Linked DNA regions of Mus musculus: region 1 is linked to region 2. Evidence: chromatin loops called from intact Hi-C (ENCODE). Cell type or tissue: heart. All regions are shown on one strand. Links, peaks and the distances in the headings refer to the core of each region. The heading gives the core; the rest is flanking DNA.

Region 1 (11,682 bases), core at 1,190-9,189, 62 kb before region 2:
CTCACAACTGTCTGTAACTTCAGCTTTAGGGAACCCAATGCCTTCTTCTGGCTTCTGAGGGTATCAGCACAAGCAAACACATAGTTTAAAATAAAATAAAATAAAATAGGACTAAAGAAGTGGCTCAGCTGTTTATAGAGCATTTGTTGCTCCTGCAGAGGACCTGGGTTCAATTCCTAGCACCCACATGGGCGGCTCACAACCATCTACAACTCTAGCTCCAAGGGACATTAACGCCCTTATCGAGGCTCCACGGGCACATACATACCTGCAGGCAGAACACTTATACATACACAATAAATAATTCTTTTTTGGGGGGGGGGTCGAGACAGGGTTTCTCTGTATAGCCCTGGCTGTCCTAGAACTCACTTTGTAGACCAAGCTGGCCTCGAACTCAGAAATCCACCTGCCTCTGTCTCCCGAGTGCTGGGATTAAAGGCATGCGCCACCATGCCCAGCTACAATAAATAATTCTAAAAATCTAAAATCTTTTTTTTTAAGTTGCTGAAGTAGTGGTATAGCTATGTGTGAGAAAATAGCTGAAGCCATATTAAAGGCAGTACATCAGAACACATTCTAAATGAAGCAGTCTGTCAAAAAGCGAGTTTAAAACAGACTGAGGAAAGGTTTTCAAAAACTGCAGTGAAGAAAGGATTCTAAAAGCATGAAACCCAGAAACCAGGAAATAAAGAGTTAACCTGGGGGCTGGAGAGATGGCTCAGCAGTTAAGAGCACTGACTGCTCTTCCAGAGGTCCTGAATTCAATTCCCACCAACCACATGGTGGCTCACAACCATCTGTAATGGGATCTGATGCCCTCCTCTGGTGTGTCTGGAGACAGCTATGATGTACTCACATAAATGGAATAAAAGGGTAAAAAGAAAAGAAACACAAGTAGGGAACGTGAGCTTAATTTTCAAAGAAGAAGGGCAGGAGTAGGAAGAAACACATTATTCTTTAAAACTCATTACATGTTGGGTACAGTGGCACACGCCTTTCATCCTAGCATTTGGAGGGGCGGGGCAGACACAGGTGGATCTCTGTGAGTTCGAGTCTACATAGAGATCTCTGGTCTACATAGTGAAATCCAGAACACCCAAGGATACATAGTGGGGCTGTCTCAAAAACAACAGCAAAGCCAGAATATGAACGACTGAAGCACCACAGGGCTAAGACTGCATGGCAGCTCCTTCCTCACTGTCCCCGTTTCCTCTTGCAACGCACCTGTTGTCTGCGCTCCTCCAGCTCTCTCTGGATACTCTCTATCACAGCCACGGCTTCTTCCCCACTCTCGGGGTGATGCTCTCTCACCCAGGCCTGAAACTCTTCAGGCAGGATGGTGAGGAACTGCTCCAGCACCAGCAGCTCCAGGATCTGCTCTTTGGTGTGCAGCTCCGGCCTCAGCCACTCACAACAGAGAACCCGGAGCTGGCTGAGAGCATCGCGGGGTCCTGCTGCCTCATGGTACTGGAAGTGCTTGAAGCGCTGGTAAAAAGTCTCAAGCACTGGCCGGTTGTATCCCTGCATCCAGGAGCAGTCCTCTTCTTCTACTTTCACTATGAGAAGGTCTGCTTGCTCTTGCGAAGTCTCAGCGGGAGGCTCTAAGTGTATAACTGCCCTGGATTCTGTCATTATCATTCCAACTGAAGAGTCTCTAGACTCTAGCCCGTTACACTAACCCGATTTGTTCTCTGCTCTTCTAAAGGGCACTTTTTGTAGTGAACAACCTTACTGGAATGTCTGGAATTATTATTAGCTAAGAGAGGTGGCAACGACGTCATCTAGACTAAAGAAAAACCACTCAACAAAGTCATTCACTTTAAGATATAGAGAAGTTAGTCATCACTTCTCCCATAAAACAGCTAATAGCGACTACGTCCAGATTTTAATAACGTAAAAAAAAAAAAGGCCATTAAAAAGTGACATCAGGCCCAACTTAAAACAGTTTTAAAAATGAGAAAGTCCATATCTCATATAAATAACGGGACAAAATTATTCCAGACGGAGTCGTTTCTTCTCTCGATCATAAGCCAAACTGAAGTCAGTATAGGAATGAAACCCATTAAAATGGTCATATCTCATTCTGGCTTTCAAGCCATAAGAGCTTGATAGATAAACGAAAGACTTCATTAGTTCTATGAGAAGTACGGTTATACTAAAAAATTTGGACCTGGATTCTTTGTAATAGCTCCTGACCTGGAGACAGAGACCAGCCGGGTCAAGGTTAGGGACAGGACTCCAGTGTGGACACAATGTCCTACCAGCTCCTCTCCAGTCTTTAAGTCCCGGGGACCCAAAGATCAAACTCCCCGCAGCCCAGGCTTGGAAGATGGAGTTCTCACAAGCCAAGAGAGAGGCAAGTCCGACACTTTCCAACAGTTCATCGCCGGAAGTAACCAAGTACGAGCTTCAGCCATAAATCCCACCCCCAAGAGCGCTTCCGCAGCCTCTCTAGGAATCCCGGAGGTCCTAGCAGCACAGCGGGAAGGAGGAGCTACTCCTGAGCCCGCCCCCTTGTGGAGCTGACCAATCAGTCACCCTCAAGCAAGAGGCTACAAGAGCCTGGGGAAAATAGAGCTAATCTATTTCCCACCCCCAAAACCAGAGCATGGGCTTAGCTCAAGGGTAGGAATCTAGGGGGCCGGTCGGGGAAAACAAACAAACAAAATAGGTCCACCCTCTCTCTCCTCTGATTGGTCGAGCACAGCCTCACCCACCCACCCACCGCAGCACTCTGGAATTGAAGTAGGTCTGCACCATCCTGGCCACTTTTCTAAACACGCAAAGATTCTTTATTGCCCTAGAGTGGCTGAGGCTCTCGGGACTACATCTCCCAAGGAGCTGCGCGCGAAGTCTAGCCAATATGGCTGTGGCTCTCTGTCTCCAGGGCTTATTAATATGCTGCCGGGGAGGCAGACCTGACTGGCTCCGTGATAGAGGCTCTTACTGCCAAGCCTGATGACATGAGCTGATCCCTGGACTTGAGACATCCAAAAATTGTCCTTTGACTTCCACAGCTCTCCATGTAAGCCCCTTCCCCGCAGGCATTAGGTAATTTTTTAATGTTAAAGGGCATCAGGGTGTCTAGTCCGAAAGTTATATCAATTAATTGTTCGTATTTTTTTTCTATTGCTTCTGCACTTGACTAGCTTTTGAAAAACAAAACAAGCCGCGCGGTGGTGGCGCACGCCTTTAATCCCAGCACTTGGGAGGCAGAGGCAGGTGGATTTCTGAGTTCAAGGCCAGCCTGGTCTACAAAGTGAGTTCCAGGACAGGCAGGGCTACACAGAGAAACCCTGTCAAGAAAGGAAGGAAGGAAGGAAGGAAGGAAGGAAGGAAGGGAGGAAGGAAGGAAGGAAGGAAGGAAGGAAGGAAGGAAGGAAGGGAAAGAAAGAGACAAAACGAATGCAGCAGAGGGAAGAAAGAGAGAGAAAAAGGAAGAAAAAAAGAGAAAAACAAAACAAACAAAACGAATGCAGCAGAGGGAAAAAAGCGCCTGTTGCTGTATCGGCTGAAAAGCTGAAAGATGCGCCCAGAGCATGGCAGCCAGGCGGCTGGGGAGAAACAATAGTTTGAAGACAGAAGTTTTGCTTAAAGCCTGTTACCCTAAATTGTAAATCCCATTTTAAATTATCTACCCCTCTCTTGAGGCGTTTTCATCATTTTCCAAGTCCTTCGAATACTGGTAGTATCAGAGAACCTGTTGTCACACTTCAGGGGCCCACCAAAACAGACTACCGTGGAATTGCAACCCCTGCCATCAGTGGAAGACCTAGTTACAGAACTAAGGTCACAACACTGGGGGCGGAGGGAAGGGCATCTCTCAAATCCACGACTGAAGCAAACTGTATTTTGAGGTGTACCCGGGACTGTCTAGCGGGCCATCTCACTCTAAATCACTCCTGTGGTTCACAACCTTCAGTAATTCTAGTTCTAGGGTATCCGATGCCCTCTTTCTGGCCTCTGGCTGGCCCGGAACTCTCGTAGGCCAGGCTTCCCTAGAACTCACAGAGACCCGCCTGCCTCTACCTTCTGAGTTCTGAAATTAAAGGTGTGTGCCACTAATGCACTTCAAATTATTTGTTTGTTTTTTCAGGCAGGGTTTCTCTATGTAACCCTGGCTACCCTAGAATTTCTCTCTAGACCAGGCTGGCCTCAAACTGAGAGATTTTCCTGCCTCTGCCTCCTGAGTGATGGAGTTTTTTGTTTTTTAACGTGTACAGTGTCTTGCCTGAATTATATCTATGCATCACAAGTGTGCCTACTGGCCACAGGATGCCAGAAGAGGGCAGTCAGATCTCTTGGGATTAGAGTAAGTGTGCTTGTTCCTGTGGTGTCAGAACTAAACTCTGGTTCTCTGGGGTGTTTTTGGTTTTGGTTTAACGTGATTTATTTATTTTACCTGTCTGTTGTGGCACAAGGTTTTAAATCCAGAACTGGGGAGGCAGAGGCAGGCAGATCTCTGTGAGTTCGAGGCCAGTCTAGTTCCCAGAGCTAGTTTCCATAGCCGGGACTATACAAAAAAACCCTGTCTCAAAGAGTCAAAAACAATTTTTAAGTAATTAAAAGAAAAATATACATGTGTATATAGATAGATAGATGTAGATATAGATATAGTTTTACTTTATTTATGGCTGTTTGACCTGCACCATGTTGTGGGAGCCAGTAATTAAACCTAGATCCTCTAAAAGAGCAGCCTGTGTCTTTAACCGCTGAACCATCTCACCAATCCATCTTTTTTTTAAAATTTATTTATTTATATTTATTTTTTTCAAGACAATTTTTTTCTCTGTGTAGGACCCCCTATCTATCTAATCCATCCATCCATCCATCCATCCATCCATCCATCCATCCATCCATCCATCCATCCATCCATCCATCCATCCATCCATCCATCCATCCAATCTGTCATGACTGTCATGACGTGGCCTGCGGCCCCTTTAGTAAAATAAGAAAGGCGAACCATAGAGATGCATCTTAGTCCTCCAGGGCGCTTAGAAAGACCTTACGCAGGCGAGGCCTCTTCCCAGAGGCGGGGTTAATTACGCACTTCCGCTTCGGTTTGTTTTTCTGTCACCTGCCGAAATGAGAACTGAGAAGACCGGGTTCGCGTGTGTGCTGTGTCCGTAGTGGCCTTTTCTGGGCCTCGTTTTTGGAAGAGGGTAGCACTCCGCCTCGGTTTCAGAAAAGGTCCGTGAAGTCATTGGGCTTTGCTCTTCTAGAAAACAAGCTCGACCTGGACGGTCCAGAGGCTCCAATGGCTGCAGGCTCTGGGGTCGTCCCGCCACCTCTCGGTGCTGGGCTTTGTACGGTGAAGGTGGAGGAGGACTCTCCGGGGAATCAGGAGTCCTCCGGTTCCGGAGATTGGCAGAACCCCGAAACTTCTCGAAAACAATTCAGGCAGTTGCGCTACCAGGAAGTGGCCGGCCCTGAGGAGGCGCTGAGCCGACTTTGGGAGCTCTGTCGGAGGTGGCTGAGGCCCGAGCTGCTCTCCAAGGAGCAGATCATGGAGCTGTTGGTGCTGGAGCAATTCCTCACCATCCTGCCCCAGGAGCTCCAGGCCTACGTGCGGGACCACAGCCCTGAAAGTGGGGAGGAGGCTGCGGCCTTGGCGCGGACTCTGCAAAGAGCACTGGATCGGGCCTCTCCGCAGGTGAGACTCGAGTGGACTCTGCATGGCACCAGAGAGATGGCTTAGTGTTTAAGACCCTGAGCTGCTCTTCCAGAGAATGAACTCAGTTCCCAGGACCCCATATAGAGGGGGCTCACAACCATCTGTAGCTCTAGCTTCAAGTGATCTGATGCCATGTTCTAGGCATCTGCATTAACGTGCCCGCGTGCCCAGTCGTGATGATTCAGAGAATACAGCCTGGTTGTCTACACACACACACTTTGAATGAGAATGGCCCCTATATTTGAATATGTTAGGTCCATGAGAAGGCACCTTGGAAAAAATAAATACTCTTGATACTTATTACTGGTTTTGAGATACAGTTTGATTTTTTTTTTTCTTAAAGGTAGAGTCTCACTGTGTGTCCCTATCTGACTTGAACTCATTATATATTATACCAGACTGACCTTTAACTCACAGAGATCCACTTTTACTGTACCTCCAAAGTTCAGGGATTAAAGGTGTGGACCATCATTCCTAGCTTAATTGAAACAGAGCTCGCGTGTGCCTTTTAGAATACAATCTACAATCATTGTCAGTGTAAAAAGTCTAGTTTCTTTTTATTTTTGTTTCCTGTGTGTGACTATGTGTATGAGTGTATGCCACACGTGTAGGGGTGATCAAGGAGCACAGAACAAGGTAGTAGACCCCTGGAACTGGAATCACGTGCTGTTGTATGTTGCCTAATGTGGGTACTGGGCACGTAACACAGGTCAGTCTTCTAGAGAAACAGGAAGCACTCTTCTGATTCATCTCTCCTGCTCGTGAAAAGCTAATCTCAAAATATTCTTTAGATCCTCCCCACAAAATGCCATTTTATACTTTAGCTATGTTTTTCCATCTCAGCACGAGGGACATTTGGGTGAATGCTTAGTTGTTAGGGGCAGACATTCAAGCACTTCAGATTTTGGGATCTTGGGTTTCGAAAATGCTGGAGCACCGATTTCATTCCTGACTGAACTGTGAGATACTCTGAAATTGTGAACAGTACATACGGCTCACTGTGACTTAATGGGTCAGAAGTTGAGTCCATGCTCAGCTGAATTCATTGTTCCTGGGCTTGGGGTAAGGCAGAGCACCACTACAGAAGGGTCTGCCGGAGCACATATGTTCACTTCCTGGCTGTGAGGAAGCAGAGTGGGGATGCAGAAAGGTGTCAGGGCAAGCTAGAGCTCTCAGGACATTCCTCTGCATCTTCCACCTAGAATGTCTCTCCCTCGTCCCCAGTTGAATTAGGATCTTATGTAGCCCAGGCTGGCCTAGAACAGCCCACTATGTAGAGGGAAGAGTATGACCCTAGCATTTCTGACCCTCCTGCCTCTACTTACTGAACTCTAGGATTATAAGTATTTGCTGTCACATCTGGTTTATGTGGTCCTGGGGACTGAGCTCAGCTTTGTGCATGACAGACCAGTCAGTAGTCTTAAACTGAGCCACATTCCAGTTTTAATTGCCACTTTGGTAAGCCACAGTGATAGAACTCGAATATTTCACCCTTGCCTTCCCTAGACTGTCATAGATGATCCACAGAAAGTTTTTCAAGGTTATAGGAGGAACCAGGTAGCACATGCCTTTAATCCCAGCACTTGTGAGGCAGGGCTACACAGAGAAATCCTGTCTCAAAAAACAAACAAACAAACAAAAAAACAAAAAACACAAAACCTAACCAAAGACATTATATGTGGCCTTCTAGTGAGAATCTTGAGTCTGTATGGATGTGACACCTGGTGGCCTATAGCTTAGTCTGGAAATAGGAGGTGAGACCTTCGGGAGGCAAAAAGGATTCTGAGATAGTGCCAGGTGTGAGAGATTTCCCCGGGGAAGATTTGACAAGATGGACACATAGTACCTCAGCACAGGTAACCAACCTCTCGGCAGAATATACATTAGAAGAAATGGACTAATGTAAGTTATGATCTAGTCAGAGAAGAGCCTAGCTATATGGCCAAGGTATTTGTGAATGTATTTTGGGTCTGAATTTATTTCAGATTAAACTTCTACAGAGAATGGCAACTCTCCTCACTGCTGTGAGTAGAGCAAATTGAGGGAAAGGCTTGTTGAAGAAGAGCTACAGTCTGAGGTCAGGAAAGCGTGGCAGGGGGAGTGGCTGGCCACCTTGCTTCAAGGTTAGCAGTCAGGAGGTGGATGCTAGCGTTCCCTTGCTGCCTTCTTTCTGTTCATACAGTCCAGGGCTGACCTTCCCTCCACAGTCAAAGCTGTCTGGAAATGCTCGCACAGGTCAGTCTGGAAGCTTACTTTTGGGTGATTCTAAATCCAGCCAGGTTGGCACTGAAGATGGTCAGTAGCAGGTCCCTTGGTACCCAGTTGACACAGCATCTGTGGTTTGTTACTTGACTCTCTCACACTAACTCCTTCCACTCTAGAGTCCAGCTTCCCCTTAGACTAGTGGCAGTGTTTGCAATGACAGCAAGTGCTAAATGGAGATCTTATGCTATTATAGGGTTTTATGACCTTCAAGGATGTGGCTGAATCTCTGACCTGGGAAGAGTGGGAACAGCTGGCTGCAGCTCGGAAAGGTTTCTGTGAAGAGAGCACAAAGGACGCTGGGAGCACAGTTGTGCCTGGTAAGTGCTGTTCTCTGATGAGTTGTCGAGTGCATGGCTTGGGAAGCTGCTCTAGTTTTCTCCCAGTTGCTGTGAGGGAACATTCTGACCAAAAGCAGCTTAGGGCAGGAAAGCGTCACAGTTCATCACTGAGACAAGTCGACGCAGGGACCTGAAAGCAGGCTACATAAGATCCTGATTCAATTGGGGGTAGGGGAGAGACATCCTAGGTGGAAGATGCAGAGGAATGTCCTGAGAGCTCTAGCTTGCCCTGACACCTTTCTGCATCCCCACTCTGCTTCCTCACAGCCAGGAAGTGAACATATGTGCTCCGGCAGACCCTTCTGTAGTGGTGCTCTGCCTTACCCCAAGCCCAGGAACAATGAATTCAGCTGAGCATGGACTCAACTTCTGACCCATTAAATCACAGTGAATCTTTTGTTCCTTAAGTTGTCTTAGGTATCTGTCACAGTGACAAACTGACTTAAACAGCATTATAAGGAAGAACAGTAGGAGCCATGGAGGACACTGTCGAAGGCTGGTTTAGCCTCGGATAGCATTCTTTTTCTGAACAACAGCTTGTTTTGGGTTCTGTTTCTTTCCTTTTTCTTTCCTTTCTTTCTTTCTCTCTTTCTTTCTTTCTTTCTTTCTTTCTTTCTTTCTTTCTTTCTTTCTTTCTTTTTTGTCTTTTCATCTTTAACTTTATTTGTCTTGTGTGTGTGTGTGTGTACATGTGCCACTGTGCTTGTGTGGAGATCAAAAGACAAACTTGTGGAAAGAAGTTTTCTCTTACTACATTGTATGGTGAGGATCATCAAACTTAAGCTGTTAGGCTCGCTATAGGTGCATTTACTCACTGAGTGGTCTCTGCAGCCCCATCATCCAGCTGTCATATGTAGTTCGAGACCTTCTTGCTGAGGGATGGTACCTCCCACAATGGGTTGACGTGTTCTGCATCATAGTAATCCCCCACAAAGAGCCCACAGGCCAGTCTGATCTAGGGGTGCTTCAGTTGAGGCTTTCCTTCCATGGGCTATGTCAGGTTGACAGTTTTTGCAAAGCAGGGTTAGTAGCTGAGGTCTCTATGATCTGTGAGCTAGTTTGCCATTCACAAACATGGGTTAAGAGCCTTAGAAGTTCTTTTGTGACTTAGGCTGGGTTTTTCTGTTCTCTATTTTATTTTGTGTACATATGTTTGTTTCTAATAATTTTTGTTGTGTTTTTGAGACAGGGTCTCACTGTAACTCTCCTGGTCTGGAAGTTACTATGTAGCCCAGGCTGTTTGGACTCAGAGATCTCCCTGCCTTGGCCTTCAGAGTGCTGGGATTCAGGATATGTGCCGCTACACCTGGCCCTCAATAACTTTTGGTTAGCCGGGCGTGGTGGCGCACGCCTTTAATCCCAGCACTCGGGAGGCAGAGGCAGGCGTATTTCTGAGTTCGAGGCCAGCCTGGTCTACAAAGTGAGCTCCAGGACAGCCAGGGCTATACAGAGAAACCCTGTCTCGAAAAACCAAAAAAAAAAAAAAAAAAAATAACTTTTGGTTGTAGTTGTTGTTTTTGTTTTTGTTTTTTCGAGACAGGGTTTCTCTGTGTGGCCCTGGCTGTCCTGGAACTCACTTTGTAGACCAGGCTGGCCTTGAACTCAGAAATCCGCCTGCCTCTGCCTCCTGAGTGCTGGGATTAAAGGCATGCGCCACCACACCCGGCTCAACTTTTTAGTTGTTCTTTAATCATATATATATATATGATGTACTTTGATTAGAATCAACCCCCATTCCTCTCTTATCCCTTCCCCTCCTCTGGACCCCTTCTTCCCCAAATGTTCCCTCCGACATTCCAGTTTGTGGTGTTTTGTTTTAATTAAGGCTGCATGTGCAGGAGTGTGGGGTAGTTTCTCAAAGCACAGGCAACTTGACAATGGCTACATCTTGAAGAAAAATCATTTTGACTCCCTCAGCAGTGATTAATGACCCACAGTCTCTCAGCTAGAGGTGGGATCTCATCTGCCCCTCCCCATCTGTATGTGTTTGTGTGGGTGGACATGCATATAGAGGTTTATATGTAGAGGCCAGAGGACAATTTGTATGCACCTTCACCCAATGCTAGGCTGAACTGGCATTGGAACCTTGCCTTCATATGTTGGCATCACCAGCTATGCCCGTTATAGCTTATCTGGGGTGATTTTCTCATATTAACCCAGCCCACATTCATGGGATGAAGGCTATCAGCCTGTTCTGATATCCTTTCTGTGTCTACCTCCTATTGTAGCTGTGCAATAGGACTAGGGAGGAATGCCTTGGTAGCTGTAGGCACAAGTACAGAAAGAAAGCTTTTGACTGGACAGGCAAAGTGCATACCCCTGCTGGGCTCAGTTCCACATAGAGAGTCTGGAGGAGGACACCTAGAAGCCTGCTAGAGGCACTTCCTTTACCAGCATTTTCTATTTCACTGTCACACAGGCGTGAGATAATAGCAGCTTTTATTTTCATGTTTCAGGCTTGGAAACACGAACTGTGAACACAGATGTGATTCTAAAGCAGGAAATTTTAAAGGAGGCAGAGCCACAGGCATGGCTACAAGAAGTATCCCAGGGAATGGTCCCAGCACTTACCAAATGTGGTGACCCCTCTGAGGACTGGGAAGAAAAGCTGCCAAAAGCTGCTGTACTGCTGCAGCTCCAGGGTTCTGAAGAGCAAGGACGCACTGCCATCCCGCTTCTCATCGGTGTGTCCAGAGAGGAAAGGGACTCTAAAAACAATGAGTCTGAGAACAGTGGCAGTTCTGTCCTTGGTCAGCACATCCAGACAGCAGAAGGACTGGGCACCAACAGTCAGTGTGGGGATGACCACAAACAAGGTTTCCATGTGAAATGCCATTCAGTGAAGCCCCACAGCTCTGTGGACAGTGCTGTAGGGCTTCTTGAGACCCAGAGGCAGTTCCAGGAAGACAAACCTTACAAATGTGATAGCTGTGAGAAGGGCTTCAGACAGCGCTCGGACCTCTTCAAACACCAGAGAATCCACACAGGTGAGAAGCCCTATCAGTGCCAAGAGTGTGGGAAACGCTTTAGTCAGAGCGCTGCCCTCGTTAAGCACCAGCGGACACACACAGGTGAGAAGCCATATGCATGCCCAGAATGCGGGGAGTGCTTCAGGCAGAGCTCACATCTGAGTCGGCATCAGAGAACCCATGCCAGTGAGAAGTACTATAAATGTGAGGAGTGTGGGGAGATCGTTCATGTTTCCAGCCTGTTCAGACATCAGAGACTACACAGAGGGGAGAGACCATACAAGTGTGGAGACTGTGAGAAGAGCTTCAGACAGCGCTCAGACCTCTTCAAGCACCAGAGAACCCACACAGGAGAGAAGCCCTATGCGTGTGTCGTCTGCGGGAGAAGATTCAGTCAGAGCGCCACCCTCATTAAACACCAGAGAACTCACACAGG
Region 2 (11,682 bases), core at 2,062-10,061:
GAGAAAGAGGAGAGGAAGGAGAGAGGAACACTGAAGTGGAGGACGAGGTAGAAGGAAAATGGAGCAGCAGCACGTGGCCAAGAGAAATCACAAGTTAAGAGGGATCTCATAGCTGTAGCAGTGTAGGAGTAGATCTGCCCAGTCTAGGCACGAAGCTTGTATTCGTATTGAGTTGTGTTTTCCTTGCATGGGCTTATTTGGGTTGGAGATTTACCACAACACATTACAGTCAAGGGTTAGCTGGAACTCCCTAGTCCTCTGCCTCTGCTTCCCAAGTGTGTAAGTATAGGTCTGAACCATGACACTTGGCTTTTGTTCCCTTTCTTTTCTCTCATCCTCCTCTTCCTCGTCTTCTAGTTTTTTAAGACAAGGGTTCCTGTGTAGTCCTGACTGTCCTGGAAGTAGGACACATAGAGATCAGCCTGCCTCTGCCTCCTGAGTGCTAAGATTAAAGGCATGTGCCACCAGACCCAGCTTTTTATAAACTACTGTATAAATCCTGAAAGCCACTCAAGTACAAAAGAGCCAAGAGGCAAGATGGCCCAGGGACCAAGAATGCTTTCTAGATAGGTCTAATGACCTGAATTGGATCCCCCAGACCCACATGGCAAAGAGAACCAAAACTGCAGGTTGTCCTACAACCTTCACACGGAAGTCAAAACACATGCTTGCCTCCATAAGTATGGACACACAGTAACAGTTTTTTTAAAGGTCAAGAAATTTAGCCATTTACCTCTGCTTATGGCTTTCCTCTTGTAAAAGAGGTCGAAGATATAGCGGGTTTTCTGGTGATGGATCCTGAAGATGGGCCACAGAGATTCCACTTTCCTCTTTCCCTCATGGGGTTCAGTTTCAGCTGGGAAGAAAAAAAGCATGTATGTGTTCTGGAGCTAGTCATTCTACAGAGGATGTAGCATGTTTGCTTAACTATAGCTATGACTATTTTATATCCATGCAGATAGTAATGCAAATAATGAACAATTAAAAGGGCCAACAAGGGGGCTGGTGAGATGGCTCAGTGGGTAAGAGCACCCGACTGCTCTTCCGAAGGTCCAGAGTTCAAATCCCAGCAACCACATGGTGGCTCACAACCATCTGTAATGAGATCCGATGCCCTCTTCTGGTGTGTCTGAAGACAGCTACAGTGTACTTACATATAATAAATAATAAATCAATCTTTAAGAAAATGCTGACAAGAACTGGCGTCCTCAAGCCCTTCTAGCAGAACGCAGACTGGTGTAGGAAATGTCAGGCAGCTCCCCAAGAGCTTAGTTACTGTGAGTCTAGGAATACATCAGAGACCTGGAAATAGACTTTTCACTCCACATTCTGATTTCCTTTATTTTTAGAGTTATGTCAAGAAATCTCTTGGCCCATAGCAACTCTGTAGGTTCTGGGTATTTCAGAGACAGTCTAGCACAATCAGTTGAGAAAAGAGAAAACCAAGTTAACACTGGCTTAATAATTATTGCTGCAGGTATGACCTCATAATAGTAATGATCAGATTAGCTATAAACAGGTATTCCAAAGATTGTTGTGAACAGACATTCAGGGGGAGCTGAAGAGAAGATTCAGTGGTTCTTACAGAGAACCCAGGTTCTATTCCTAGCACTCAGGTGGCAGCTCATAACTCACTCCAGTCCCAGGGAGCCAACATCCTTTTGGTCTTTCTAAATACTAGACACAAACAGCACACATGAGGCAAAACACTCAAGCCTATTTCTTAAAAAAAATTTCAGGGGGCCCATGGGATACATCAGTGGGTAGGGGTGCTTGCTCCCAAAGCAGACGAGAGTCTGATCCCTGGAACCAACAGGAGAGAACTGACTTCTCTAAGTTGTTCTCTACCCCTCCACACTAACTCTGTAGTACTACCCTGCCTAACACACATACAAATACCAATTTAAGTAGTCATACAGGAAGATGGCTTTTAAAGTTATCATCTTGCCAGATGAAATCACCTAAGGGAGCCCCACTTGAAGAGTGACCTAAGTCATATTGGCCTGATTGAGGTAGAAAGGCCAACTCTGAATATGGTCATCATTCAGACGCTGGAGGTGTAAGGCCAGAACTGGCTAAGGGTGAACAAAGCGAGTTGGCTGAACTTCTGTATTAAGCAAACAGCATGTGTTCATTGATCTCTCTCTCCTGAAGTTTGGTATCTCTCGTTTTATGTATGTATGTGCACTAGTGTACCTGTTGCCCATGCATGTCAGAAGATGTGTTGGCAAGAGCAGTAAGTGCTCTCAACCACTGAGCCATCTCTGCAGCTTGATTCTCTGCTTTTGACTGTGGAGGTGATGTACTTAGTGCAATGACAGACTGTAACCTGGAATTGTAAGCCAAATAAACCTTTCCTTCCCTGTGTTGCTTTTGGTCTGATGTTCTATCACAGGAACAGCAATCAAACTAGGACACCAAAGGCGAGCACATCCTTTGATAGAATTTCCAAGGACAAGTAGACTGTAAAGTAAAGGCTCCCAAAGCCCTGGGGCAAAGACCATGGGAGAAAGACTTTGTGAGTATGTGGCAGAGTTCTAGGCCAGCTAAAGCTAGAGTCTCAAAAAGAAAAAAGGGCATGGATAAAAAGACTTCACAATGGGGCTATTCCCAGCACTCCTGTCAGAGTGGCTTACAACTGCTTGTAACTCCAGCTTTAGGTGTTCTCACACCCTCTTCTGGCTTCCCCAGGCACCTGTGCTAGCATGCGTACATCTCCCAACCCCACCCCAAAGTAAAATAAAATCTAAAAACAAAAAAACCCCAACACACAGTGAGCTGGGCATTGTGGGAAACACCTCTTTAATCTTAGTGCTAGGGAGGCAGAGGCAAGGAGCTCTCCATGAGTTTGAGGCCAGCCGGTCTATACAGTGAGTTCCAGGATAGCCAGAACTATGTCTGCTGGAGACCCCGTTTCCAGCCAACACTAAAAGTAGCACAGACCCCCCGATCTTTCACAAATACACTAATAATGAAACAACAACAGACCTTTTTGGGGAGAGGTATGATAGCCTCATTAATGTTACTTTACTCTTCAGAACCTTCAAAACACTCTGAGCTGATAGAAAAAACATGACCAGTTTGCTACAAGCCTCTTCTCGGTGTTTTTTTCTTTCTTTCTTTCTATCCTTGGAGACGCTGAGCCTTGATACTGTCCAGCATACCCAGGCAGAAAGACCCCACTCACCTTCTCTCATCTTTTGATCTAGTTCATCCAACGTTGGTTCAATCAACTCCCAGCCATCTGGAGGTGCTTTCCGGCTTCTTTTGACCTTGGGCATTTCCCAGCAAGATAGCTTATAAAGATCTACAAGAAAATCAACTGCTTTCTGAGCCTCAGGTTGCCAAAGGGCTTTGACAGCCATTCCCCTGCTCCTCTAGATGTCAAGCTCAGAGAGTAAAATGTATGTTATGTCCTTAAGTAACCATGCATTGCCTCTGCCCCGTTTCAGACCCAAGCAGGTGTCTCCGTATCCTCCCCAGACTCTTCTCTGGGCATGAGCTGTTCCCCCACCCTCAACACACACACTCTACACCAGAGGAATAGGAACAGCAAAACAGCCCAAGAATAAAACACTTGAGGCCTTGCTTGAGATCTACTGGAAGGGATGGATCTATTGTTTATCTCATGCTATAAAAGCGTCTAGGGTAGAAAAGAGAAGCCAGAACTGTCAGAACTTCAGCCTCGGGAAGCTCACTTCAATCAGGAGCTCTGACTGACTGCTTCAGTTTCCTCACTCAGCTTCTGCGGGAGCTGTGAGTAACGGTCGATGGTGTCATCCCTACTTGGGACCGTTTACTCTTTTGCTTGGAAGCCGAATCTGAGATATCTCTATATTATATCCAGAACCCTATTGGGCGCTTCAGCTGGATGCCTTAAAGTGGCTTCCCTAACTGATTTCTGCTGGGTACTTTCTTATCTCTATCCTTCCTTCCCGAGTCTCTCTAGCTATTTTTTCCTTTGCTTTGGATTGCTGTCTACCACTCATGAGAAAAACATATGTCCATGGTAGATCATTCTCCAGAAGGCCCAGAACAGCTACTCAGCTTCCCTAGAAGGGAACTGTGACACACACGCATTCTCCAAGCATGTGTGAGGTGGGGCCAGAAGGATTGAGAGTTCAAGGCCAGTTTTGGGTATATGGTGAGCTTGTGCCCAATCTAGACTACATAAGACCCTGTCAAGAAATAAAGAAAAGAAAGGAAGAAAGAGGAAGGAAGACAGACAGTAAGAGGGAGAGAGAGAGAAATAGAGAAGGCAAGAGAGAAAGACAGAGAAAGGAAAGAAGGAAGGAAGGAAAGAAGGAATGCACAATACCTTTGGGTATTGAGAGTAATATAAAAAAAATTCTTGGTCTTCACAGTTACAAAGCTGTGTTCTTGTCCAGATTTACCAACTATTCTGTGACTCTGGGGGAGATCACTTTTCTTCTGCAGTCTTCTGTCTCATCTGTAGAATAAAAGCAGTAGATTACACACGTTAAATAGCCGCCAAAAATCTCTCTTTTTAGAACAACAAAGCAGGCCAGTCAAAATCTAAATAGAAACGCTGTTTTCTTCTTCTTCCGATTGCATAAAGCTTTCTAGCTGGCAAAGAGTAACCTATCAGCATAACAGACTCATCTGCTCAAAACTGTCTTTAGTCCCATCCACTGTATGGTGACTGACACTTTACAATCCCCTATTCCCACACCCCTTCTTAACAATTTAATAAATTAAGAATAAAACTCTTAAGACGTGGACTCAGGGTCACATTGCTGACAACCAGTGAGTCTAACAGATTAGAGGCTCCTGACTTCCCCATCAGTGGTCTTTGCTCTGGTTTTTCCAGCGCTTACGTTAAAAGATAGATTGACTCTGAGCCCTTCCCAGGGCGCACAGCCTGATTAGAGAATCACTTTCTCCTGACCTAGGAGGACTCAACCCGAGAGGCTCTCGGGGCCGGGGAGAGGTAAAACGAAGAGGCGATCGGATCAGGAGGAAAGAGGTGTTGTGTTGGGCTGTTTACAGACGTAGAAGAGCGGGAAAAGGGGTGAACAAGAGCGAAGTTACGGAAGGGACAGTGGCAGAAAACTCAAGAGCAGCATCTGAGAAAAAAAGCGGTGTTTAGACAGAAAACGGTCCCGGAAGAGAAAACGACGTGGGAAAAAAACACACACGCAGAGAGAGAAAGAGCGAGCCCCAAGTTTACCATCCCCTGTGCAAGTCATCGGAGACTCCAGCCTCTGCCGCATAAGCAGCTCACACAGCTCTCCTGCCCGTAACCATTGCCAAAGATACGGTACTCGAGAACCGAGCAGAGAAACACTCACCGGAAACTCAAGCACCTAAGGCCGCTGCTTCTTTATTGACGGCTTCCGCTCCGGCGACAAACTCTTCAGAATAAGGCCCTCGCGGGGCCCCGCCCACCTCGCGCGGAGATTGCGTCATCTTAGGTGTCCCTGGCGCTGCCTTTGTAGAATTCCGTAAACCGTACGGCCCTTTTCCTCTCACTTCCTGTAGGGGTGGCCCACACGGCTACGTGTCTCCTCGGACAGGGACACCGGGGAACGCGGATTCCTGGCAGTACATATTCTGGTCAGGAATTCAGGCACCTCCCAAGACAGCCCGGCCTCGGTGTGAGGTCCCAGATCCTCGCAGCCGTGGCGGCGGTGGCGGCGTCAGTGGCGCGCGGAGAGGGAACCAAGCCGGGCGGAAGAAGTCGATTCCAAGGAGTTTCCGGTTCCGGTGTCAGTTCGAGGCGCCGCCGCCGCCGCTGCAGCCGCCGGAGCCGAGATGCCTAAAGGAGGTGAGGGGGTGGGCGCGCGTGGTTCGCGTGGCTTCTCTAGTGGCGGCCGTAGGCGGGCTGCCGCGGACCCCTCAGCCCGCGGGTCTGGGGCCTCTAAGAGATCCGCGCTGAAGGAGGCCATCCCCGTCGCCTCCCAGCCATGCGTGGGCCTCGACGCTCAATTGTCCTGCCTGGGAAGCCGAGGACCACAGTGGTTGAGGGCCTCTCCGTCGGGGATTTTTGAGGAGACTCACGGGTGCTGGGTCCTTGTCCTTGAGGAGAGCAGGACCCAGGAGTCTCGGCCAAGCCTCCGGAGCATCTGAAGTTTGTCCTCCCATTTGGCTGGCCGGAGACTGAGTCACCGCGTCCCGCGCTGGTGCGGTGCCTGGCTGCCTCGAGCATAAAATGTGGCTTTTGTGGAGCTTTTGAGGAGCCACGCCTGCCTCATAATAAGACCTTGACTTGATGATGTGGGACCTGGCTCTGATTCTCTCCTTGCACCGTAGCCACTAAGGATGTGCTTCTGAGCCAGTCGCCTAACTTCTTTGTGTCCCGGTTTTGTCGTTTCCAAAAAGGGGGTTGGGGTGGGGGACATTGATTATATTTTCCTCCTGTTATGAGAGAGGCATAAACTAGGTAGCCCACGTACTCAGCCCAGTGCCCCGCAGCCCCTAAATGTTCAGCTATTACTGTGTGTAGAGACCAAGAAAACAAGTGTTTCCCATCGTACATTGGTTTCACCCCTTAGAATCAGGGGTTTGAATACCAGATATATCACATCTTAAGTCTGTGGCCTCAAACAAAACTTTTCCAGTTCGTTTTCTTCATCTGAACTACAGGGGTATTAATAAGGCTTAGTTGGATGAGTAGGAGACAGGCGGACAGGAGTTACGGTGGCAGAATAAATCGCTCTAAGGGCCTGGCTAGCTCCCAGCACAGAACAGATGTTCAGTAAATGTTGGCAGCTCACGTGTTAAGCCAGTTAATGCAGTGAGCCCACAGGAACATCTGCCTGGAGATTTTCAAGCTTAAATTGCTTCCTGTCAATATTCAGATATTAGGCTCTACAGGGCCAAGTGTGTCTAAATCTAGTTCTCTGCTGATTTATCCTGCGTCTAGAGGAGCACTGTCTTTGTTTCACAGTCTCATCTTTAAAAGGCAAAGGAACTTTTTTCAGCTCCTGACTCCAAGGTTGAGAATTACAGTTCGGCAGTCTTGAATATGAAATCATGGCTAATGGACTTAGTCTTGATTTCTGGGAAGCTTTGCAGGCAGATAAACAAAGCTTGTTTCCTTGCTTGGGCTAACATGAGAAAACAGTGATTAAAAACTATTTTAAAAAATCCCCCAGGAGCAAAGGACCAATTCTGTTTTCAGTATACTGTGAATTATTTTTTTAAAGCATCTTGAAAGAGCCTCAGTAAAACAAACAAACTAAGATCACGAAAGGGTGTTGCTTTTTTTGTTTGTTTGGCTGGTTGGTTGGTTGGTTTTTTGTTTTGTTTGTTTTTAATGGTAAAGCTTGGTATCTCACAATAGGCCTTTCATGAGCATACCTAGATACACCCCTGGGAACTCAGGTTGTCATTAAAAATGGGCGGTGTAGGCTGTTGGCAGCTCAATTACAGCTCTGCAGCTGCTGTCTAGGAAGTCACTGTGTCTCTGCAGTGGTCTCCGGAGCTTGCAACAGTTCTAGCTGTCTAATCATAGATTCTCTACTCATAGCAAGGGGTCTGCAGAAATCAAGAAAGGGCCTGTTTGGCAATAGAGGCCACAGTCACACCTGCATCGAGATGCCAAAGGCTTGCAACCCAGCTGTGAGACTAGCTTTAGCAGGGATTGGTCTAGTCGTCCGGCTAGCACATGAGGGTATGGCACTGATCCTCGTAGCTGAATTGTCTCTGACAGTCCTGATCAGTGTTAGACTGCTGTTGAGTCAGTCTATCTTTAATTTTGCCAGTTTAGTTGTTTTATGTGAGATTTGTATGTGTGTTTTGTTTTTTTGTCCATGTGTGTACAAGTGTACCATGCGTGCAGAGCCCACAGAGGTCGGGAGAGGGCTTTAGATCACCCAGGAACTGGAGTGATTCTGAGCTGCCCTGTAGGTGCTGGGAACCAACTAGGGCTATATGAAAGAACAGCAAACGTTCCTAACTGCTGAGCCGTTTCTCCAGCTCTATTTGCTAGTTTAATTCTGAATACAGAGTTTCTGTTGGTCGATGTAGCACCAAGATAAGCATGGAGTATGTCATTCTCCTGCTGCCACTGGCAGTTGTGTGCTCAGGAGCCATGCTGACTTAGGTTTTACTGCCAGCCAGTGTGTTAGCATTAACAGGTTAACAGACGCTGTGTGTTGCTCCTCCAATGCCAGGCACCATTCTGGTTGCTTTACCAATGGTGTCCACCCTACTTCCATGGCAGCCTTGTGGGGAAAAGGAAACTGGGGAAAAGGAGGCTCTGGGAAGGCACACACAGAGACACAGATGTAGGAAATGGTACAACTCAGATTGGAACCTAGAGCTTTAGACTCCCGAATTCTTCCTCTTTTACACATTGTTTGACGTTAAGTCTCCTCGTCTGTGGTACAAAGCCAGCAGTGGCTCTTGTGCTGTACCTTTGCTCTTTAGAACACTACTCCATATGTAGACCAGGCTGGCCTGGAACTCAAGAGATCCATAGCTTGCCAGCCTCTGTGGTCTCAAATGCTGGAATTAAAGATGCCCAGCTGTGTTTGGATTTTAAGCAAACAGGATTCAGTCAGACTGTATCTCCCTCTCCTCACCTTAGGTCTTGTTCTTAGGAACCTACATCGGGCAGTCTGTGCATCGGGTGTCATAAGCCGCTGCTTTTGTTCTTTGAGATCACTGTAGGTTTGGGTGGTACTTGGTGAAGGTAGGTGAGGTTCCCTTGGGCTGAACAGGACAGCCTTTTGGGAGTCTGTGTAGTGAAGGCTGACGTCTCTCTCACCTTCCTAAACTACTGATCTTTGTGCAGGTAGAAAGGGAGGCCACAAAGGCCGAGTGAGGCAGTATACGAGCCCGGAGGAGATCGATGCCCAGCTACAGGCTGAGAAGCAGAAGGCCAACGTGAGTACATGTCTGTCTGCTCCAGTGGTCCAGTATGTTGCCTTGTTCTGGCTTTTGGGGAGAACAGGAAAGGACTACTGTTCTCCAAGAGACATCACACATGAGGGTGGGAAGGACACCAGATGGCAGGTGTGAGCCCTGGAGCAGCCAGTCACAGTCACAGAAAGGTGGTCCTATGATTGGACCAACAAGAAAGGACTTTGCCCATTTTGCAGGAGCTGTTTGGTGGTCTCCACTCGTGGTCCTGTTTGCCTGCCTTCTAGAGGCCCTCTCTCTACCAGCTGCTGTCCATCTACAGCTCCTATCAATTCCCTGCAGCTCCCCCCCACACACACACACACACAAGGCTACCTGCCAGACTCTATACAACATACAGCCTGCCTTCCCGTTCCCCCACTGTCCTGTGTATTGCTATTGGCTCTGTTCAGCATCACCTCTTCTGTGACATACTAGTGCTGCCTGCCCTCCTCCAGCTCCTCTGTGCTGAGATACCCTGTCCAGTCTACTCTTACCTGCATCCTCTGCAACAGTGAATATCCACACCTGAAGTAAGGGCTTAAGGAAGCAGGCAGCCCCTCTCCCAGGATCCCTGAGAAGGGGAGAAGCCATCTCTAGCTGGAATTCTGGGAGTTTTGAGAATTTGAATTTTGAATTTGTGGAGTTCCTGGCATGGAACCTTGGAGTTTTTCGAGACAGGGTTTCTCTGAGTAGCGCTGGCTGTCCTGGAACTCACTCTGTAGACCAGGCTGGCCTCGAACTCAGAAATCTGCCTGCCTCTGCCTCCCAAGTGCTGGGATTAAAGGTGTTCGCCACCACTGCCCGGGTGGATATAAGGGTTTGTTTGTTTGTTTGTTTGTTTGTTTCCAGAGCTGAGGACCGAACCCAGGGCCTTGCACTTGCTAGGCAAGCGCTCTACCACTCCCCTGGATATAAGTTTTTATTGGGCTTTCTTACTTTGTTTTTTTTTTTTTTTGGACAAACTATGTGCAGCCCAGACTAGTTTGCACTCTTGGCAATCCTCCTGCCTTAGCCTCCCATGTGCTGAGATTATACTTATAATTAATTATAGGTATGTTGCCAGGCATGGTGGCACATGCCTCTAATCCCAGCACTTGGGAGGCAGAGGCAGGTGAATTTCTGAGTTTGAGGTCAGCCTGGTCTACAGAGTGAGTTCCAGGACAGCCAGGGATACACAGAGAAACCCTGTCTTGAAAAACAAACAAATTATAGGTATGTTGACTCTTTCTAGTGATTTTTTTTTTTTTTTTTTTTTGTGAGACAGAAATGTAGATGCTGGTAGCCTGCCAAGGTGTGGTCTTGGGCATTTGGTGCCAAAAGGCCATATGTGGACAGGTGTGACCATGGGAGCATACAACCAAGAAGGCATGACCAGGAAAGTTACTTTGGCAACTGTTCATAGCGGGTATCAACCCGGCAGGTGCAGTTTTTAGCTCCACACCTGGGTCTTTGTGACCCTGTGAGATGTCCTTCTTTCTGAGCTGAGCAAGATGGCTATAAAGGATCAGAGAGTCTTTTATGGCTGTATCAGGACCTTTGACTTCTGGTCTATGATGCTGAGTGGCCACTTTTTAGGACCTTTGTCATACTAGGCTTGAGCCTTCCAGAGGCTTAATGTGAAGGTCCACAATCAGAGGGTGGCTGTGGGTGTTATATTCTTGGGGGTCTGTTTTGCATTTTTGATTCTGCAGGTTGTCCATTTCTGAAACAGGAAGAAGATGAACAAGAAGAAGGTGGAGATGGGGCTTCAGGTGACCCAAAAAAGGAAAAGAAATCTCTAGACTCAGATGAAAGTGAAGATGAAGATGATGACTACCAGGTGAGTCTGTAGACTGCAGGCCACACTCATTCACTGGGCAGATAAATGTGTGTCTGGGTTTTTAAGACAGGGTCCTATATAACCTAGGCTACTGTGACGACCTGACAGTTCTGCCTCCCCCTCCAAAAGTACTGATTTATGAGCATGTACGGCCAACCTCGGTTTTATACTGTCCTTTAATCAGAGGGGTTAGATGCATACCATGGTAGCATATGAAGTCCAAAAACAGCTGTGTGGAGTGGGTTCTCTCCTTCCACTGCTGTGAGTCCCAGGGATCAAACCCAGGACATCAGGTTTGCAAGACAAGTTCTTTACCCACTTCCTGTCACTGGGAGTTAGAGGCTCATGTATCCTAACTTGGCCTTGAATTAGTTGATGAACTAACTGGTGTTCTGTTTCATGCCTACCATTAATTACCAAAAGCTCTTGCTCTTTAGGACTCAGGATCTGGTGGGAACATACAGTGAAAATGAAGTAAAGGAACAGTGGAAATTCAAACTGAAAAGTGCTATGACTCAGACTGGTAGAGGAGAGGATACTTGGACTAGCACTGTGCTAATGAGGCGGCTTAAGCCAAGGTTGGAGCCAGCCATGTTTAACACAAAACCAACCAACCAAACAACAAATGTTAGGGAGAACAGTTGAGGCAATCAGACAGGCAAAGTGCAAAGGCCCCAGGTGGGAACAGGCTCTGCGTGTTTGAAGAACAGAAAGTGGGGGCTGTTGGGCAAATGGTGCCAGATGAAGGAAGAGAGAGGTCAGGGCCCCTCTGTAGTTACAGAAGACTGTTGGCTTCACTACATCAGGGACTAGGCAGGGGCAACTGGAGACCTTGAAAGTAGGAGAAAGATAACCAGGTTTGCTCCTTATTTTATGTTTTACAATGCACTTATCATGGAGGGGGTGATGTGTAGCATGCTGTCATGTGTGTAGTCTGACAAGCTGCAGGAATCATGTGCCTGTGCCCTATCTTTCCATCCTGTCGTCCCATC

What was found. Peaks named below come from ENCODE experiments on the same cell type or tissue, not always from the same donor. Only the 100,000 strongest peaks of a DNase experiment are listed, where the experiment ranks them.
Region 1: it touches region 2 in a loop (4-fold over the local background); 2 of 42 quality-filtered maps call a loop at or near these places.

The regions. Positions count from the first base shown.
Region 1 is chr5:145,195,251-145,206,932 of GRCm38, reverse strand. Zkscan14 (zinc finger with KRAB and SCAN domains 14) reads left to right here and starts at 5,051. Exons shown (of 3, transcript NM_023322.2): 1 at 5,051-5,653; 2 at 8,133-8,256; 3 at 10,734-11,682. The coding sequence starts at 5,258. Zkscan5 (zinc finger with KRAB and SCAN domains 5) reads right to left here and starts at 2,374. Exons shown (of 6, transcript NM_016683.2): 1 at 1,225-2,374. The coding sequence starts at 1,638. In heart, for the core only: a CTCF peak has its summit at 2,520 (motif pointing left); DNase peaks (open chromatin) are centred at 2,512, 5,122 and 5,562; H3K4me3 peaks cover 3,430 bases; H3K27ac peaks cover 3,237 bases.
Region 2 is chr5:145,134,073-145,145,754 of GRCm38, reverse strand. It overlaps Pdap1 (PDGFA associated protein 1), which reads left to right and starts at 5,730. Exons shown (of 6, transcript NM_001033313.4): 1 at 5,730-5,788; 2 at 8,762-8,853; 3 at 10,583-10,690. The coding sequence starts at 5,776. Bud31 (BUD31 homolog) reads right to left here and starts at 5,379. Exons shown (of 6, transcript NM_001310771.1): 1 at 5,313-5,379; 2 at 4,319-4,450; 3 at 3,188-3,307; 4 at 734-856. The coding sequence starts at 3,281. In heart, for the core only: no CTCF peak of the experiment used is centred there; DNase peaks (open chromatin) are centred at 4,974 and 5,534; H3K4me3 peaks cover 3,469 bases; H3K27ac peaks cover 1,849 bases.